Linked DNA regions of Homo sapiens: region 2 is linked to region 1. Evidence: read pairs that join two places in POLR2A ChIA-PET (ENCODE). Cell type or tissue: K562. All regions are shown on one strand. Links, peaks and the distances in the headings refer to the core of each region. The heading gives the core; the rest is flanking DNA. Region 1 overlaps ATCAY (ATCAY kinesin light chain interacting caytaxin). Region 2 overlaps TJP3 (tight junction protein 3).

Region 1 (10,447 bases), core at 3,270-5,769:
CAAAGTGAGACTCTCTCTCAAAAAAAAAAAAAAAAAAAAAAAGATTTATTCCCTCATTTCTGTTCCACTTAGGGCATGAGCTGTTAACCTTTTTGGGGCGGAATCTATTTATGCTTTTTCCCTCTCCCTTTCCCTCCCTCTCTTTTCTCTATTCATCAAATGTTTTTGCGTAACCACTGCGTCTCCAGTGCATCTATGGGGCTTGGAGGTAAAGGAGGAATCAGATGTCACCCTCCTCCTGTTCATGGCAAAGATCAAAATGGAGCGGATTCCCAAAGGAAATGAAAACATCTGTTCACACGAAAACTCATACTTGAATGAACATAATTCATAAAAACCAAAAAGTGGAAACAATTCAAGAGTCCATTGACGGCCAGGCGCGGTGGCTCACGCCTGTCATCCTGGCACTTTGGGAGGCCGAGGAGGGCACATCATGAGGCCAAGAGATTGAGACCATCCTGGCCAACACGATGAAACCCTGTCTGTACTAAAAATACAAAAATTAGCTGGACATGGTGGCGCATGCCTATAATCCTAGCTACTTGGGAGGCTGAGGCAAGAGGATCACTTGAACCTGGGAGGTGGAAGTTGCAGTGAGCTGAAGTCACGCCACTACACTCCAGCCTGGGGACAGAGTGAGACTCTGTCTCAAAAACAAACAAACAAACAAACAACACCAGTCCATTAACAGCTGACTGGATCAACAAATGTGGTATATCCATTCAATGGAATACTATTTAGCCCTGAAAAGGAACAGGGCTCTGACACAGACCACAGCATGGATGCACCTTGAGGACATCATGCTCAGTGAGAGATGCCAGACACAAAAGGCCACACAGTGTGTGATTCCAATTACATGAAATGTTGGCTGAGTGTGGTGGCTTATGCCTGTAATCCCAGCACTTTGAAAGGCTGATGCGGGCGGGTTCATTGAGCCCAGGAGTTCAAGACCAGTCGGGGCAACATGGCGAAAGCCCGTCTCTACTAAAAATACAAAACAATTAGCTGGGTGTGGTGGTACACGTCTAGTTCCAAGTACTCAGGAGGCTGAGGCAGGAGGATTGCTCTAACTTGGGAGGTCGAGGCTGCAGTGAGCTATGATTGCACCACTGCACTCCAGCCTAGGTGAAAGAGTGACACCCTGCTCAAAACAGAAAAGAAAAGAAAAAAAAAAGAGATGTTTAGAACACGTAAATTCTCACAGGAAGTAGATGTGTGGTCACTGGGGTTGGGGGAGAGGGATGAAAATGGGGCTGACTTAGTAGATAGGATTTCCTCTCACGGTGATGAAAATGTCTTCAAATTAGATAGATGTGGGGTTGCAGAACATTATGAATGGACTCTGCCACTGAATCATGAACTTTAAAATGATGAATTCATGTTATGAGAATTCCACCTCAATTTTTTATATTTTTTAAATTTTATTTTACTTATTTAATTTTTGAGACGGAGTTTCACTCTTTTGCCCAGGCTGGAGTGCAGTGGCACAATCTTGGCTCACTGCAACCTCCATCTCCCGGGTTTAGGCGATTCTTGTGCCTCAGCCTCCAGAGTAGCTGTGATTATAGGCGCCCACCACCATGCTCAGCTGATTTTTGTGTTTTTAGTAGAGATGGGGTTTCACCACGTTGGCCAGGCTGGTCTCGAACTCCTGAGCTCAGGAGATCCACCTGCCTCGGCCTCCCAAAGTGCTGAGATTACATGCGTGAGCCACTGTACTTGGCCTCACCTCAATTTTTTAAAAAGCAAGCTTTGGCTGGGCATGAGGTGGCACACGCTTGTAATCCCAGCACTTTGGGAGGCTGAGGTGGGAGGATCCCTTGAGCCCAGGAGTTTGAGATCAGCCTGGGCAACACAGCGAGACTCCATCTCTATAAAAAATAAAAAGCCAGGCATGGTGGCGTGTCCCTGTAGTCCCAGCTATTTGGGAAGCCAAGGTGGGAGGATCAGCTGAGCCCAGGAGGTCAAGGCTGCAGTGAGCCATGATCGAGCCACTGCACTCCAGCCTGGATGACAGAGCGAGGCGATATAGATAGATATAGATATAGATATAGATATAGATTTTGCTATATATATATATATATATAGCAAACTTCAAAGAAAGGACTGAAGAATGAACTGACCTGCTCATTCAGAAGGTTAACCCAAACCAGCGCTGCAAAATTGCAGGCTGATGGCTGATGCACCAAGCCTAGTTATGTCCCACCCATGCAGCATTTAAAAACATTTTCCATTTGCTGTCGAAGAAGAGATGCAAAAAGTCTAGATTTCTGGCTGGGCGTGGTGGCTCATGCCTCAGTAATCCCAGCGCTTTGGGAGGCTGAGGCGGGTGGATCATCTGAGGTCAGGAGTTCGAGACCAGCCTGGTCAGCATGGCAAAACCCTGTCTCTAATAAAAACACAAAAATTAGCCGGGCATGGTGGCGGGCGCCTGTAATCCCAGCTATTGGTGAGGCTGAGGCAGGAGAATCGCTTGAACCTGGGAGGTGGAGGTTGCAGTGAGCCGAGATCGTGACACTGCACTCCAGCCTGGGCAACAGAGCGAGACTCCGTCTCAAAACAAACAAACAAACAACCACTTGCCCAGCCAGGGTCCCTGTCCAGCCACCATCTCCTCCCGCCAGAGGAAAGCCCCATTGCTTTGCAGCCGGCACTGCCTTCGATTCTCAAGATGTGATTTAGCCTCATAACCTTGGACGGTCCACACAGACTCTACGTAGGCTGTGAACTGAGTGGACCATTGCTGGGCTGCAGCTGAAATATGAAGCTGTAGAAAGCATCTCAGGCCGGGCGCAGGGGCTCATGCCTGTAATCCCGGCACTTTGGGAGGCCGAGGCAGGTGGATCATCTGAGGCCAAGAGTTCAAGACCAGCCTGGCCAACATGGTGAAACCCCGTCTCTACTAAAAACACAAAATTAGCTGGGTGTGGTGGCACGTGCCTGTAATCTCAGCTACTCGGGAGGCTGAGGCAAGAGAATCGCTTGAACCCGGGAGGTGGAGGTTGCAGTGAGCTGAGACCGTGCCACTGCACTCCAGCCTGAGTGACAGAGTGAGACTCTGTCTCGAGAAAAAAAAAAAAAAAGGGATGTGATTCAACCTCACAACATTGGATGGTCCACACAGATTCTACATTGGCTGTGAACTAGGTGGACCACTGCTGGGCTGCAGCTGAAATGTGAAGCTGTAGAAAGCATCTCAGACTGGGCGCAGGGGCTCATGCCGGTAATCACAGCACTTTGGGAGGCTGAGGAGGGAGGATCACTTAAGCCCAAGAGTTGAAGACAAGCCTGGCCCACACAGCAAGACCCCATCACTACTAAAAATTTAAAAATTAGCCCAGCATGATGGCTCATGCCTGTGATCCCAGCTACTCAGCAGGCTGAGGTGGGAGGATCTCTTGAGACTAGGAGTTCGAGACTAGCCTGGGCAACATAGTGAGACCCCATCTCTACAAAAAATACAACATATTAGCCAGGCATGGTGGCATGCACTTGTAATCCCAGCTACTAAGGAGGCTGAGGCAGGAGGATCGTTTGAGTCCGGGAGTTTGAGGCTGCAGTGAGCTGTGATTGGCACCACTGCACTCCCGCCTGAGCAACAGAGCAAGAGTCTATCAAAAAAAAAAAAAAAAAAGAAAAGAAAAGAAAGAAAAAAAGAAAGCATCTCAGCTGCACATACTGGGAAAGTGAGGAAAGCAGGAGAAAGGGTGGGAATGCCTAAGAGAGTCTCAGAGAGTCTGAGCACAACTCCCAGCCCTGCCACTCCATCCAGCGCTACGAGTCTGGGTGGTGCCTTCTCCTCCCTGAGCCTCTGTTTTCCTCATGACTAAAATGGGGGCCAGGCGCGGTGGCTCACACCTGTAATCCCAGCACTTTGGGAGGCCGAGGCGGGCAGATCACCTGAGGTCAGGAGTTCGAGACCAGCCTGGCCAACGTGGTGAAACCCCATCTCTACTAAAAATACAAAAATTAGCTGGGTGTGGTGGTGCATGCCTGTAACCCCAGCTACTCAGGAGGCTGAGGCAAGAGAATGGCTTGAACCCAGGAAGCGGAGGTTGCAGTGAGCTGAGATCGTGCCATTGCACTCCAGCCTGGCGACAGAGTGAGACTCCGTCTCAAAAACAAAAACAAAAACTGCAGCATTAGCTCTTACCTGACAGTTTCCAGCCTGCCCTGTGGATTTTGGACTTGGTGGTTCCCAGGATTGTGCAAAGCAATTCCTGGCTTGAGACCATGTATATAAAGGAAGACAATAAGCAAATAAGTGAACAAGGCAGATAGTGATGCTTACGGCAAAGAAAATGAATGAAATAAAGGAGAGGAGAGAGAGAGAAAAAAATCTGTGGGGTGGTCAGGGAAGGCCTCATTGAGGAGGCAGCTTTTTTTTTTTTTTTTTTTTTTTGAGACAGGGTCTTGCTCTGTTGCCCAGCCTAGAGCACAGTAGTGAAATCATAGCTCACTGCAGCCTCAAATTCCTGGGCTCAAGGGATCCTCCTGTCTCAGTCTTCTGAGTAGCTGGGACCCTAGGTGTGCACCACCACACCCGGCTAATTATAAAATTTTTTGTAGAGACAGGGTCTTACTGTGGTGCCTAGGCTGGTCTTGAACTTCACATTTCAAGCAATTCTCCTGCCTCAGCTTCCTAAAGTGATGGGATTACAGGAGTGAGCTGCCACACCTGGTTAATTTTTCAGGTTTTTACAGTTTTTTTTTTTTTTTTTTTTTGCAGACACAGGGTCTCGCCATGTTGCCCAGGCTGGTCTCAAATTCTTGGGCTCAAGCAATCCTCCTACCTCAGCCTCTCAAGTAGCTGGGACTACCAGCACACACTACTATGTCCAGCTAATTTTTTTTTTTTTTTTTTTTTGAGACGGAGTCTCACTCTGTCACCCAGGCTGGAGTGCAGTGGCGCGATCTCAGGTCACTGCAAGCTCCGCCTCCCGGGTTCACGCCATTCTCCTGCCTCAGCCTCCCGAGTAGCTGGGACTACAGGCGCCTGCCACCACGCCCAGCTAATTTTTTGTATTTTTAGTAGAGACGGGGTTTCACCGTGTTAGCCAGGATGGTCTCGATCTCCTGACCTCGTGACCTGCCCGCCTCGGCCTCCCAAAGTGCTGGGATTACAGACGTGAGCCACCGCGCCCGGCCACCCAGCTAATTTTTATATTTTTCTGCAGATGGGGTCTTGCAGGCTGGTCTTGAACTCCTGGGCTCAAGTGATCCTCCCGCCTTGGCCTCCCAGAGTGCTGGGATTACAGGAGTGAGCCACTGTGCCTGGCTGGAAGCGACTTTTAAGTGTAGACTTTTAAGCATGATGTTGGCGTCCTGCAGAGACCAGGCAAGAGCACTCCAGATGGAAGGCACTGCAGAGGCCCAGGCTCCGGGACTGGAATAAGCTTGCCAAGTTCAAGGGCAGATCAGAAAGCAGACTCAGGGTGCCTGGCGCAGAGAGAGCAGTGGGGGAGGAGGGAGTGGTTGGAGGATGGAGGGTAGGGAGGGAGGGCCAGGGAGAGGCAGTGCCTCGGGGATGGGATGAGGTCCTGAGGCTGAGCTGCCAGTTGCAGTGGATGTTCAGGAAAGGTTTAAGATCATGCAGAACTGGAGAAGCCGACCTGGCAGGGCTCCAGGCTCCCTGAAGGAAGACCCACTGCTCTGGAACATGGGTGGAGCAAGCTCTCCCCGCCTGTTCATGGAGCTGCAGTTTCCAAGGTCAGGTGAGATCCTGTTACTTCCGCAAGCTCCAGGAGAACCGCAGACTCTCCAGACTTGGAGATCCCCTCCGTGGCCCTGGGGTATAATATATCCACTTAGCCCTCTGCAGAGCCGGCTCTCAAAGTCCATGATGGGCAATCCAGGTAAAAAGTGGAAATCCTAGCCGGGCATGGTGGCTCACACCTGTAATCCCAGCACTTTGCGAGGCCGAGGCAGGTGGATCATAAGGTCAAGCGATCAAGACCAGCCTGGCCAACATGGTGAAACCCCGTCTCTACTAAAAATACTAAAATTAGCCTGGCATGGTGGCACATGCCTGTGGTCCCAGCTACAGCTACTTGGGAGGCTGAGGCAGGAGAGTCGCTTGAACCCAGGAGGCGGAGGTTGCAGTGAGCTGAGATCATGCTACTGCACTCCAGCCTGGGCGACAGAGCAAGTCTCCGTCTCAAAAAAAAAAAAAAAAAAAAGTGGGGGTCCCCCCCACATGCAAGATGCACAGCGTGGCTTCGTCCTGCTGAGGTGGGTTGGATCGTGTTCCCCTAAAAGAGATAAGTTTAAGTCCCAGTGCCTGGTGAGACACATACCCCAGTAAACACACAACCCAGTATACTCAACCTGATGCAATGAGTGGTCCCAGATTGGGTCTTGGACCCAGGGTTTGGGGCAGGGGCATTAGCTAAATAGGGACATGGGACATTATCGGTACAATTGAGGGTAAATTTTTTTTTTTGGAGACAGAGTCTTGCTGTGTTGCTCAGGCTAGAGTGTGGCGGCACAATCTGGGCTCATTGCAACTTCTGCCTCCTGGGTTTAAGCAATTCTCCTGCTTCAGCCTCCCCAGTAGCTGGGATTACAGGTGCCCGCCACCACACCCAGTTGATTTTTGTATTTTTAGTAGAGACGGGGTTTCACCATGTTGGCCTAGGCTGGTCTTGAACTCCCGACCTCAGGTGATCCACCTGCCTTGGCCTCCCAAAGTGCTGGGATTACAGATGTGAGTCACCGCACCCAGCCCTGAGGGCTGACTTTGATATAAAAGGAGCAAAATGTTAACAATTGTATAATCCTACTAAAGGTATGCAGATATTCTTTATATCATTCTTGTAATTTTTTTCCAAGTTTGGAAGTATATCAAATAGGCCAGGCGCAGTGGCTCATGCCTGTAATCCCAGCATTTTGGGAGGCTGAGGTGGGAGGATCATTTGAACCCAGGAGTTTGAGACCAACCTGGGCAACACAGTGAGACCCTGTCTCTACAGAAAATAAAACATAGCTGGGTGTGGTGGCATATGCCTGTGGTCCCAGGTATTCAGGGGGCTGCAGTGGGAGGATCGCCTCAGCCTGGGATGTGGAGGCTGTAGTGAGCTATGATCGCACCACTGCACTCCAGCCTGGGTGACAGAGCAAGACCCCGTCTGGAAAAAAAAAAAAAATTAAAAAGTTACAAGCAGCTGGGCATGGTGGCTCACGCCTGTAATCCCAGCACTTTGGGAAGCTGAGGCGGGTGGATCACTTGAGGTCAGTAGTTCGAGACCAGCCTGACCAATATGGTGAAACCCCATCTCTGCTAAAAATACAAAAATTAGCTGGGCGTGGTGGTGGGCGCCTGTAAACTCAGCTATTTGGGAGGCTGAGGCAGGAGAATTGCTGGAACCTGGGAAGTGGAGGTTGCAGCGAGCCGAGGTCACGTCATTGCATTCCAGCCTGGGCGTTGCAGCGAGACTCTGTTTCAAATAAATAAATAAATAAAACCCCCCAGAAAACCCAAAACAAACAAAGAAAAAGTTACAAGCAAGCAAACAAAACTGGCAGCCACTCAGCTGTGAGGGGAAGAGAGTAGAGGGAGCTATGGGGCAGCTCACCCTGCATCTGACCCTCCTTGGCTAGGATGCCCTGGGTAAGCTCCTCCCCCAAGTCCTCAGTTTCCCCACGCAGCCTTCCCCAGTCCCTCAACCTGCTTCCACTGAGCCCAGAGCCTTTGCACATGCTGCCCTCTCTGCTTGGAATGTGGGGCCCCTACACCCCACTTCCTTCCCCGGCTCATCCCTCCTCACCCTTCACAGCCAAGAATCACAGCTCCCCTTCCCTCCCTGGCCTGGTCAGAAGTGCCATGAACCCAGCTGCCACCTTGTATTGGGTTGTGAGGCTATAAGGGACTGGTATACAGTTGGCGCATAGCATCAGAATGAATGAATGGAGAAATTGAGGCAGCAATCTCCGGGCTGCCTTCAGCTCTAGCTCCGTAGTAGGCTGCAGAAGGGTGAGAGTGAAGGAAAATGCTAGAAGGAGGCCGGGCGCGTGGCTCACACCTGTAATCCCAGCACTTTGGGAGGCCGAGGCAGGCGAATCACTTGAGGTTAGGAGTTCGAGACCAGCCTGGCCAACATGGTGAAACCCTGTCTCTAACGAAAATACAAAAATGAGCCAGGCATGGTGGTGCGTACCTGTAATCCCAGCTACTTGGGAGGCTGAGGCAAGAGAATTGCTCGAAACCAGGAAGTGGAGGTTGCAGTGAGCTGAGGTTGCACCACTGCACTCCAGCCTGGGTGATACACTGAGACTCTGTCTCCAAAAAAAAAAAAAAAAGTGCTAGAAGGGCAGAGGCCATGCAGGGCTCTGTCTGACACCCTTAAGGGCAGTACAAAGACCACTTCTGCAGTCCCCAGGGGAGGGGATGGCTGGGCTGGAAGAAACAGAATTGTGAGCTGTTTTGCGGCAGACAGAGGTGGTTATGTGTGGCCGCAGCTGGACCTGCACCGAGGAGCCGACTCAGTTCTTCCAGAGACGAGGAAGACAGAAGCCTCGTGGAGGAAGTGTCCTGTTGGCAAAGGCGTAGCTCGTGGGGGCCAGGCTGGCACAGCGAGGCCACTGTCCTGCAAACACAAAGCTGCTGCAGCGGGTGGGCGAGAAGCCTTGCAGCTGTAAGAAATCCACCAGAAACACACCCTCCTCCCGCTCCCGCTGGCCTCGCGCCTTCCAGAAAGGGCCTCCAGCTTGCATTTGCAGGTGCGCTCGGCCTTGGTTTTTGTCTCAAGAAGGCTTGGGTGAGATGAGAGCTTTTAAAATTATCGGTGGAGGCCGGGTGTGGTGGCTTGCGCCTGTAATCCCAGCACTTTGGGAGACCGAGGTAGGCGGATCACTTGAGGTTGGGAGTTCGAGACCAGCCTGGCCAACATGGTGAAACCCCGTCTCTACCAAAAATACAAAAATTAGCTGGGTGTGGTGGTGTGTGCCTGTAATCCCAGCTACTCGGGAGGCTGAGGTGGGAGAATTGCTTGAACCCGGGAGGTGGAGGTTGCAGTGAGCCGAACTCGCGCCACTGCACTCCAGCTTAGGTGACAGAGTGAGACTTTGTCTGCAAAAAAAAAAAAAAAAAAAAAAAAAAAAAAAATTATAGGTGGAGCTGGGCCCAATGGCTCACACCTGTAATCCTAGCACTTTGGGAGGTGGGCAGATCACCTGAGGTTGAGAGTTCGAGACCAGCCTGGCCAACACGGTGAAACCTCGTCTCTACTAAAAATACAAAGATGAGCTGGGCGTGGTGGCAGATGCCTGTAATCCAGCTACTTGGGAGGCTGAAGCAGGAGAATCACTTGAACCCAGGAGGTGGAGGTTGCAGTGAGCTGAGATGGCGCCACTGCACCCCAGCCTGGGTGACAGAGCGAGACTCTGTCTCAAAAAAAAAAAAAGAAAAGAAAAGTAAAGAAATAAAAAAAAATCAGTAGGGGGAAAGGGAGCTAAGCTAATAATAGTAATAACGCTGGAGATGATTATTTATTTGTGCTGCCTTCGCCATTTGCACAGCCCATCTCGGCTGTTTTATCAAAATTTCATGACCACCTGGTGCGCGAGAGATTATTGTCCTATTTTACAGATCAGAAAACAGAGGCACTGAGATGCCCAAAGAGGTAGCCCAGGTGGCAGAGCAAACCTGCTGGGGAATTGGGATTTGAACCATGGGCGTCCGATTCCAAAGCTTATGCGCCTTTGTTTATGCTGTGCTGCTTGAAATGACATTATTTTAAAATTATTATTATTTTTCTTAGATATGCAGTCTTGCTCTGTTGTCCAGGCTGGAGTGCGGTGGTGTGATCATAGCTCACTGCTGCGATGTCCCAAGTCCAAACAATCCTCCTGCCTCAGCCTCCTGAGTAGCTGAAACTACAGGTGCACACCAGCATACCTGACTAATTTTTTTTTATTTTTTATTTTTATTTATTTATTTTGAGACGGAGTCTCACTCTGTCGCCCAGGCTGGAGTTCAGTGGTGCGATCTTGGCTCACTGCAACCTCCGCCTCCCGCGTTCAAGCGATTCTCCTTCCTCAGCTTCCCGAGTAGCTGGTATTACAGGCATGGGCCACCACGCCCGGCTAATTTTGTATTTTTAGTAGAGACGGGGTTTCTCCATGTTGGTCAGGCTGGTCTCAAACTCCTGACCTCAGGTGATCTGCCAGCCTTGGCTTCCCAAAGTGCTAGGATTATAGGTGTGAGCCACTAGGCCCAGCCAGTTTTTGTTTGTTTTTTGTTTTTTTAAGAGACGAGGTCTTGCTATGTTGCCCAGGCTAATCTCAAACTCCTGGGCTCAAGCGATCCTCCCGCCTTGGCCTCCCAAAGAGCTGGGATTACAGACATCAGCCTCCGCTCCCAGCCGTGATTCTCTGATTCTCGGCTATTCTGAGAACAGGGACCTCCTGCTGCAAAGAAACACAGACAGGTGCATGGGCCTTAGAGGCC
Region 2 (10,447 bases), core at 5,279-7,778, 170 kb after region 1:
GCCAAATGCTTGAGCCCAGGAGTTCAAGACCAGCCTGGGCAACATAGCTGGGCAATACAGACCCCATCTCTACCAAAAATATGAAAATTAGCCAGTCTCACATGACTCAGTCTCAAAACAAATAAATAAATAGAGGAAAAAGAAATTTTTTTTTTTAAGACAGAGTTTTGCTCTGGTTGCCTAGGCTGCAGTGTAATGACACGATCTCGGCTCACTGCAACCTCCATTTCCTGGGTTCAAGTGATTCTCCTGCCTCAGCCTCCCAAGTAGCTGAGCTTACAGGCACCCGGCACCACGCCGGGCTAATTTTGGTATCTTAGTAGAGACAGGGTTTCACCACGTTGGCCAGGCTGTTCTCGAACTCCTAACCTCAGATGATCCACCCTCCTCGGCCTCCCAAAGTGCTGAGATTACAGGCGTGAGCCACCGCACCTGGCCTAAGGCAGAGTTTGATACTAAGAAGTGGGGTGCTGCTGTAACCAACACCTACAAATGCGGACACGGCTTTGGAACTGGGTAATGGGTAGAGGCTGGAGGTATTTTGAGGCACATGCTAGAAATACAGGACTGCGTCCTCAAGGTTACCCCCAGTTGGAAAGCTACGCCCGCGTTCCCCTCTCCCTCCCACCTCCCTCTCCCTCCCTATCACCATTCTGGCCGATGGGTGATACTTACACGGGAGAGTCGGTCTGGCTGGCCTCGGGGCTCCGCTGAGCATGCCGGGGTGGTGGTGGGATGTGGGATGGTGGTGCCTGCGATAGCTCCGAGGCGAGGTCCGAGATGTCTGCAGGGGGAGAGGACATCTCATCAGCCATGGTCACGCCTTCTGGACTGGACCCATTTTACAGAGGGGTATATCAACACCCCTCTAAACAAAGGGCCCTAGACCAAAGTCAGAAGCTCAGTTAGAAGATTCGGCTCTGGAGCTGGGCACGGTGGCTCACGCCTATAATCCCAGCTACTCAGGAGGCCAAGGCACGAGAATCGCTCGAACCCAGGAGGCAGAGAATCGCTTGAACCCAGTGAGCCGAGATCGCCCCCCTGAACTCTTGACTTGCTGTGTGGCCTTCAGCAAGTTCCTGTCACTCTCTGAGCCTCTAGGGACCAGGCTCATTGATTCCTTGGCCCTGCCTGGGGCTTCCCACCTTCCCTGCCATCCATTCAACCCCCTCCCAGGTCCTAACCTCTAGGTCCTCACCCTCCAATGGCGAGCTGTCGCTGTCACTGACAGCAGGCGGAATGTTCACCAGGAACTGCCCACGATCTCTCAGCACCAGCAGGCTTAGCTTCCCTTCTGACTTCTCAATCAGTCGCCGGGTGTCGTTCAGTGACAGGTTCTGGCTAGACACCCCGTTGATCTGAAAGGGACCAGGAATGAAAGAGCGGAAGTGAGTTAATGAGAGATGGGAGACAGTAGAAACAGCCTGGTGTGGGGGAACTTGAAACAGACAATTCCCCCAGAGGTTGCTAAAAACAGCCACTCCCTAAGGAAAGTGTTGAATTGGATTCCTGCTGTGAGTGGAGACCACACCAAGAACTGAGCACCGAATTCTAGAAACAGAAAATGTTCTAAGAGGGGTGGGAGACACTGGGGAAAATGAGAAACAGGTTGACTCTCCTTTCTTACCAAAAGTGGAAATGTCTCAGGGGATACTAGGAACAGATGTGAGGGTGACATTATAAACAACTCTAACTGGAGAAGAGGGAGTATCAGATACTTAAAAGATACTAGAAACACACAATCTTCTGGGAGATAACTAGAAACAGATATCTAGAGTGGGGCGCGGTGGCTCACGCCTGTAATGCCAGCACTTTGGGAGGCAGAGGCAGACAGATCAGTTGAGGTCAGGAGTTCAAGACCAGCCTGGCCATCATGGTGAAACCCTGTCTCTACTAAAAATACAAAAATTAGCAGGGCGTGGTGGTGGGCGCCTGTGGTCCCAGCTACTCAGGAGACTGAGACAGGAGAATCACTTGAACCCGGGAGGTGGAGGTTGCAGTGAGCCAAGATCCCGCCACTGCACTCCAGCCTGGGTGACAGAGCGACACTCCATATCAAAAAGAAAGAAAAGAAAAGAAAAAAGAGAAGAGAAAAGAAAAGAGAAAAGAAAACAGTCATCTAGAGGTAGATTAGAAACACACAATTCCTAGAAAGAACTTAATGTCGGCCGGGTGTGGTGGCTCATGCCTGTAATCCCAGCACTTTGGGAGGCCGAGGCGGATGGATCACCTGAGGTCGGGAGTTCGAGACCAGCCTGACCAAGATGGAGAAACCCCGTCTCTACTAAAAATACAAAAAATTAGCAAGGTGTGGTGGTGCACGCCTGTAATCCCAGCACGTTGGGAGGCCGAGCGGGGGGGATCACCTGAGGTCAGGAGTTCGAGACCAGCCTGGCCAACATGGAGAAACCCGTCTTTTCTAAAAATACAAACATTAGCTGGGTGTGGTGGCGGGCACCTGTAATCCCAGCTACTCGGGAGGCTAAGGCAGGAGAATCACCTGAACCTGGGAGGCGGAGGTTGCAGTGAGCCGAGATTGCGCCACTGCACTCCAGCCTGGGTGACAGAGCGAGACTCTGTCTGAAAAAAAAAAAAAGAAACAGATAACTTTTTGAAGACACTGGAAATAATCAGCTGAAAGCAATTTGGAAATCAAACACTAGGAGTCACTAGAAACAGACTTTCAGGGGAAGAATCCAGAAAGATACCATCCTTTAGGGCAGGGCAGCTCCCCTAAACCTGGTGACTGGGTCATTAGCATCCAGTCACCTAGGGTAGGTCCAGGAGTCAGCTGCCCACATGAGTCTCTGATGCACATCAAAGCTAGAGGGTATTAGAAACAGACAACCCCATGGGGATACTAGAAACCGACATTTGGCTGTGGATTAGTAGTAGCTGGGGAAAAAGGGGGTTTTATGCCTGGCCATCTGCAACCTTTGAGATACAAGCAACAACACTGAAGGTAAATGCTTTGGGGCCCAGTTCTGCTGTCCTTGCTGTATGACTCCGTGGGACTGCCCGCCCCAACCCTGCCTTGTCTCCCTGCTCTCAGGACAAGAAGCCCGGCCTCACCTGTAGAATGAGATCTCCTTCCTGCAGCCCACGGTGCCGGGCAGCCAGGCCCGAATCTGTAATGTGCTTGATGAAGATCTGACTGCCCAGCTTGACGCCAAACTCTGTAAGGGGGGAGGAGGGAAACTGAGGCAGGACTCTGGAGACGGGTGCCTGGGAGCATTCTCCTGCTGTAAGCAGTCCAGGTGCGGGCCCTCCCATCCTAACACCTTGATGGCATCATAAGGAGAACAGTGATGTCGCCCGTAGGACCCGAGATCTGATTGTGTCAATGACATCTCCACGGGGCGGGGACACCAGGTCACCGTGCCACTCGTGATGTTGCCATGCACAGGCTAAGGGCATTCTATTGCTCATAACATCATCATTGTTTCAATTTTTATTTTTTATTTTTTAATTTTTTTCGAGAAGGAGTCTCACTCCTATCGCCGGGGCTGGAGTGCAGTGGCAAAATCTCAGGTCACTGCAACCTCTACCTCCCGGGTTTAAGCAATTCTCGTGCCTCAGCCTCCCAGGTAGCTGGGATTACAGGTGCACACCACCACGCCTGGCTAATTTTTGTATTTCTAGTAGAGATGGGGTTTCATCATAGTGGTCAGGCTGGTCTAGAACTACTGGCCTCAAGTGATCTGCCTGCCTTGGCCTCCCAAAGTGCTGGGATTACAGGCATCAGCCACCACACTCAGCCAGGCCTCCTCTTATAAGGACCCTGTGGTGACACTGGGCCCCCCAGATCATCCAGGATCACCTCTGAGCTCAGGGTCCTTCACTCCATCCCATCTGCTGAGTCCCTCTTGCTAAGTGAGGTGGCCTAAACAGAGGTCCCGGGGATCAGCGCGGGGACATGTTGATAAAATGGTTCTGGGCCCCAAGTGGCTGACAGGTGATATGGCTCAACCTAGCCCAGAATTAGGGACCACCAGGTTCAGAGAGAAAGAGCTAGAGAGAATATATGAAATACAGACAGGCAGAAAGGGACAGAAAAGCAGAAAGTGGGGATTTGTGGTGGGGGGAGCGAGGAGCAAGAAGATGCCAGGTGTAGTTGTAGCTTCCAGGCTGGGCGCGGTGGCTCACGCCCACAATCCCAGCAAGCACTATGGGAGGCCGAGGTGGGTGAATCACCTGAGGTCAAGAATTCGAAACCATCCTTGCCAACATGGTGAAGCCCCATCTCTACCAAAAGTACAAAAATTAGCCAGGCATGGTGGCGGGCGCCTGGAGTCCCAGCCACCAGGGAGGCTGAGGCAGGAGAATCACTTGAAACCGTCGCCCATCCGACCACGGTGCCCTGTGTCCAGTACTGATCGTGTCCGACCTCCCGCCTCTTCTGACCTTCGCTGTCTCTCCTCTTCACCAGCACTGACTTCACAGGCTTCATCTGCACGTCCTGCCGTGGCAGCCGCTTAAAGCCGGACACCAGGGCCAGCCCGTTGGCCTCAGAGCCACCACCTGGGCTCCTACGCCCATGGCTGCCGGCCCGGCCCCGGCGACCAGGCCTCGGCCGGCGGGAGCGCTCGTCCCAGGAGCGGCCGGAGCCACTGGATGAGTCGCCGTCATAGCCCCGGCCCTGGTCCACCTCCTCCACCCGCTGGGGCCCATCGTCTTCATCCGAGTCCTGGCGCCCTGGGCTGGAGGGGCTGGCTTTGGTGGCGGGCAGGTGGATCCTCCGGGGACGTTTCACTGTCTGTTAGAGGAGGGGACAGGAAGGGTCAGCTACAGGCAAGGGCTGGGGGAGGCTCTGCTCAGCCCCCGGGTGGCCCTGGGGGACACCAGTCTCTCTCTGGGCCTCAATGTCCAAACTGTAAGATGAGAAGATGACTCCTTGCTCTCAGAAGCTTACAACCCCCACAGCGGCACGACCCAGGCTGGGGTCAGAGATGCTGGCCATGCCAGGGGCTGCCTACTCACGATGTTGGCCATCTTGGTGCAGGTCTTGAGTATCTGAATGGCAAACGCGGAGGTGGCATTCTCCATGGAAACCCCGTTCACCATGACGATGTGGTCGCCTGTCCTGAGAGAGGAGGGCGGGTCTTACGGAGGAGGCTTTGCAGGGGAGACCCTCGTAACAAGCCCTCCCTGGGGAGGGGGTGCCCCTGGAACCTCCAGATCTACAAGGCCTGGTTCTAATTCATTGGTGTCCCTAGGTTCACAAAGACATTTATCCTTCTGGGCCTCCGTTTTCTCACCTGTAAAATGGAGCCAATTGTAGAACCTACTATAATCATAGAGTGGAAGCTACATTTTTTTTTTTTTTTTTGAGACAGAGTCTCACTCTGTTGCCCAGGCTGGATTGCAGTAGCATGATCTCAACTCACTGCAACCTCCACCTCCTCGTTTCAAACGATCCTTCTGCCTCAGCCTCCCTAGTAGCTGGGACTACAGGTGCCCGCCACCACACCCGTCTAATTTTTGTATTTGTTAGTAGAGATGGGGTTTCACCATGTTGGCCAGGCTGGTTTTGAACTCCTGACCTCAGGTAATCCGCCCACCTCGGCCTCCCAAAGTGCTGGGATTGCAGGTGTGAGCCACTGCACCCGGCCTTGAAGCTACAGCTACACCTGGCATCTTCTCACTCCTCGCTCCCCACACCACAAATCCCCACTTTCTGCTTTTCTTTCCCTCTCTTCCTGTCTGTATTTCATATTTTCTTTCTAGCTCTTTCTCTCTGAACCTGGTGGTCCCTAATTCTGGGCTGGGCTGAGCCATATCACCTGTCAGCCACTTGGGGCCCAGAACCATTTTAACAACATAATTCCAAGAAGCATCAAACCCTCAAACACTCGATGGTTTCCAGGACTTTATGTTCCAAAAGGGCTCTGGGGCCACTATGACCCCAAGAATTCCTGTGAAGGACCAGGAAGTACCTTAGGGAAGTGAGGCCCAAGTCTCTGACACTGTCCTACTGCCAAGTCCGAGCCCTGTGTTGACAGAGCTGGAAAGTGCCAGGCTCACAAAGGTTTCTCCTCACCTCACTTACTTTCTTTTTGAGACAGAGTCTCACTCTGTCACCCAGGCTGGAGTGCAGTGGCGCAATCTTGGCTCACCGCAACCTCTGCCTCCCGGGTTCAAGCAAGTCTCCTGCCTCAGCCTCCCGAGTAGCTGGGATTACAGGAACACGCTACCACATCCCGCTAATTTTTGTAATTTTAGTAGAGACGGGGTTTCACCATGTTGGCCAGGCTGGTCTCAAACTCCTGAACTCAGGTGATCCGCCCACTTCAGCCTCGCAAAGTGCTGGGATGACGGGTGTGAGTCACTGTGCCTGGCCTGGTTTCTCCTCTCCACGTGCCCTCCCCCGCCAGAACCCAGCTGCCTGGATACTCACTGTAGCCTGCCCTCCGCCGGCCCTCCAGGTACCACGTCAGATACAACCATGGATCCACCGGGCCGGTCTCGGCCTCCAGAGATCGCAATGCCAAAGCCCCGGCGGGGGTCCTGAGAGAGGATGAGGGGAAGGAAGAGCTGCTGTTTCCCCCAGGGTAAAGGGTCTCCCCTCTATTGAGCTGGGCCTAAGCCGCCATACTCTCTGGCACCCAGACAGGGAGAGGGAGGCCTCACCTTGGACAGTGTGGCCGTGTGCTGTTCCCAGATGGTCAGCTCCTCCATGTCAGCCACCTGGTCGAGGGGAGCGGGGAAGATGGGCATGAGGCCACACAGGTTCATCTGAGCACTTGGGGGTCCCCAGCTCAGGGTGGGGAGTCCAGCTCTGACAGGCCTGTGTTTGGAGCCTGTGACAAGTTACTACCTCTCTCAGGGCCTCAGGTTTTTTTGTTTGTTTTTTTGTTTTGTTTCATTTTTTGAGACAGAGTCTGGCTCTGTCGCCCAGGCTGGAGTGCAGTGGCACGATCTCAGCTCACTGCAACCTCCACCTCCCGGGTTCAAGCGATTCTCCTGCCTCAGCCTCCCAGGTAGCTGGGATTACAGGGGTGCACCACCACACCTGGCTAATCTTTATATTTTTAATAGAGATAGGGTTTCACCACATTGGCCAGACTGGCCTTTAACTTCTGGCCTCAAGTGATCCACCCACCTCGGCCTCCCAAAGTGCTGGGATTACAGGGGTGAGTCACTGTGCCCAGCCTTGTTTTGTTTTTTTTGAGGCGGAGTCTCATTCTGTTGCCCAGGCTGGAGTGCAGTGGCACAATCTCTGCTCACTGCAGTCTCTGCCTCCCAAGTTCAAGTGATTCTCCTGCCTCAGCCTCCTGAGTAGCTGGCTGCCTACTGGCCTCCTGAGTAGCTGGGCTCCTGAGTAGCTGGGCACCTACAGGTGCCCACCACCACGCCAGGCTAATTTTTCTATTTTTAGTAGAGACGGGATTTCACCATGTTGGCCAGGCTGGTCTCAAACTCCTGACCTCAACTGATCCACCCACAGAGGGCAGAGATTTTTGTCTTTGTCCAAAACTGAGCCCTCAGTTCCCTGCCTAGAACAGCGCCTGAGTTGCAGCAGGGATTCAAGAAGGATTTGCTGAATGAATTAATGAGTGAATGAATGAAACACTTCCTTTGTGCCAGGTGCTTTACATGTACTATCTCTTTTTTTTTTTTTTTTTTTGAGACAGAGTTTCGCTCTTGTTGCCCAGGCTGGAGTGCAATGGCGTGATCTTGGCTCACTGCAACCTCCGCCTTCCAGGTTCAAGTGATTCTCCTGCCTCAGCATCCCAAGTATCTGGGACTACAGGCATGTGCCACCATGCCCAGCTAATTTTTTTGAATTTTTAGTAGAGACGGGGTTTCACTATGTTGGCCAGGCTGGTCTCGAACTCCTGATCTTGTGATCCACCCCCTTGGCCTTCCAAAGTGCTGGGATTACAGGCATGAGCCACCGCGCCCAGCCTTACATGTACTATCTCATTTAATACATTCATCAAAGGTGCATTCAATTATCCCCATGTTACAGATGAGGAAACTGAGGCACAGAGCCATGAAGTCCCCCCTCCCACACTTTTTTTTTTTTAGACAGGGTCTCTGTCACTCAGGCTGGAGTGCAGTGGTGTGATCACGGTTCAATGCAGCCTCGAACTCCCAGGCTCAAGTGATCCTCCCACCTCTGCCTCCCAAGTAACTGGGACCACAGGCACACATCACGATGCCCGGCTAATTTTTTTTATTGTTTGTAGAGATGGAGTCTCTCTGTGTTGCCAAGGCTGGTCTCAAACTCCTAGGCTCAAGTGATTCTCCAGCCTTGGCCTCCCAAAGTGCTGGGATTACAAGTGTGAGCCATTATGGCTCACTGCAGCCTCGAACTCCTGGCTTCAAGCAATCCTCCTGCCCCAGCCTCCTGAGTAACTGGGACTATAGGTGCATACCATCATGCCCAGCTAATTTTTTAACTTCTATTTTTATAGAGACAGGAGGGTCTTGCTGTGTTGCCCAGACTCTTCTTGAACTCCTGGGCTCAAATGATCCTCCCACCTGGGCTTTCCCACTTAGAAAAAAAAAAAACAAAAAAAACTCTGTTGCTGAGGCTGGAGTGCAATGGTGCCAACTTGGCTCACTGCAACCTCTGCCTCCTAGTTTCAAGCGATTCTCCTGCCTCAGCCTCCCAAGTAGCTGGGATCACAGGTGTCTACCACCATGCCCAGCTAATTTTTGTATTTTTAATAGAGACGGGGGTCTCACCATGTTGGCCAGGCTGATCTTGAACTCCTGACTTCAAGTGATCCGCCCGCCTTGGCCTCCCAAAGTGCTGGGATTACAGGCGTGAGCCTCCACACCAGGCAGATTCTGTTATTTTCATGTCCATGGCATGAATGAGAACACCAGACTCAGGTGCAAGGTCACCTGGCCACGCCTCCACCCTCCCTTCCCTCCTGCCAGCACGCACCATGCCCTGCTCCCCAGGCAGGGGACAGGTGGAGGGAGTGGGGAGGGAGTTTGTAGAAGTGACTCCTCCTCCTCCCCGGGGCGGGTTTTCTAGGCTTGGCACAGCGGGTGTGTGATTCCCTCTGCCCAGGCACCCCCCATTGGTGCGCTCCAGTGCCTTTTCTTATAAGCTCCAGCGTCTCTAGCGAGGCCAGCATTCCTGATCTCCAGGAGTGGGAAGGCGGGTGGAGGGGAGAGAAACAGAGCAGAGGGCAGGGCTCTGCAGTTCTGAAGGAGCCAGGGCAGCGCTCAGGACTGGACTCAAATCCCAAGTCTGCCCACCCGTGCTAGCTATGGCGGGGCCTCTCCCAGCCTCAGTCTCCCCATCTGTGAAATGGCACTGCTGCCCTGTCTTGCAGGGATGTGGTTTGGGAAAAGGGTACAGATTCAATGCCTGAAAAGCAAAAAGCAGAAGGAGCCTTGGGGAGGTGGTGGCCAAATAATGACTTTCTCCTTGTGTAGTTTTTTTTTTTTTTTTTGAGATGGGGTTTTTTGCTCTTGTTGCCCAGGCTGGAGTGCAATGGCGTAGTCTCGGCTCACTGCAACCTCCACCTCCTGGGTTCAAGTTATTCTCCTGACTCAGCCTCCCGAGTAGCTGGGATTATAGGCACCCACAACCACAGCCAGCTACTTTTTGTATTTTTAGTAGAGACGGGGTTTCACCATGTTGGTCAGGCTGTCTTGAACCTGGCTGCAAGCAGGCGCTTGATGTGGACCCATTCATTTCATCCTCAGAGTGACCTTAGGAAGTGGCACAGTTATTATTCCTACTTTAGAGGTGAGATTAAAAGGGGCCTAGAGAGGTTCAGTAACTTGCCTGAGGTCACGCAGCACAGTGGTGAACTTGGCAGCCTGCCCTGTTCTCTGGCTCTTTTTTGGTTGGTTGGTTGGTTGATTGGTTGTTTGGTTTTTGAGACGGGGTTTCACTCTGTTGCCCAGGCTGGAGTGCAGTGGCTCAATCACAGCTCACTGCAGCCTTGAACTCCCAGGCCCAAGGGATCCTCCTGCTTCAGCCTCCCAGGTAGCTGGGACCACAGGCATGCACCACCACACACAGCATATTTTTTTGTTTTTTTGTAGAGATGGGGTTTTGCTATGTTGACCAAGCTGGTCTCAAATTCCTGGGCCCAAGCGATCCTCCCACCTCAGCCTCCTAAAGTGTTGGAATTACAGGCGTGAGCCACCGCACCCAGCCTCACTCTTGCTCTTAACCACCAGGCTACAGTGGCTTTCTGATTATTTACTCTTTTTCTTCTGAGCTTATTTTTCAAAACTGCATCTTTTTTTTTTTTAACCTGCTTTGATGTTATACTTTGTGTCATTAAATGGCCCCAGGGCCGGGCACGGTGGATTCTGCCTATAATCTCAGCACTTTGGGAGACCGAGGCAAGAGGATTGCTTGAGCCCAGGAGTTCAAGACCAACCTGAGCAACATAGTGAGACCCTCATCTCTACAAAAAAATACAAAAATTAGCCGGGCATGGTGGCATGCACCTGTGGTCCCAGCTCC

Evidence for each region. ChIA-PET counts read pairs that join two places held together with the same protein. Peaks named below come from ENCODE experiments on the same cell type or tissue, not always from the same donor. Only the 100,000 strongest peaks of a DNase experiment are listed, where the experiment ranks them.
Region 2: POLR2A ChIA-PET joins it to region 1 with 5 read pairs; 6 of 35 experiments call an interaction of 5 or more read pairs at or near these places.

Annotation. Positions count from the first base shown.
Region 1 is chr19:3,888,904-3,899,350 of GRCh38, reverse strand. The region is part of intron 2 of ATCAY (ATCAY kinesin light chain interacting caytaxin); the gene reads right to left. Among named protein-coding and RNA genes, the nearest start is that of ATCAY, 13 kb to the right of the region's middle. In K562, for the core only: no CTCF peak of the experiment used is centred there; no DNase peak of the experiment used is centred there; H3K27me3 peaks cover 565 bases.
Region 2 is chr19:3,724,664-3,735,110 of GRCh38, reverse strand. TJP3 (tight junction protein 3) reads right to left here. Exons shown (of 21, transcript NM_001267560.2): 2 at 6,631-6,687; 3 at 6,398-6,507; 4 at 4,981-5,083; 5 at 4,405-4,756; 6 at 3,073-3,176; 7 at 1,199-1,358; 8 at 676-784. The coding sequence starts at 6,678. Among named protein-coding and RNA genes, the nearest start is that of TJP3, 22 kb to the right of the region's middle. In K562, for the core only: no CTCF peak of the experiment used is centred there; a DNase peak (open chromatin) is centred at 6,395.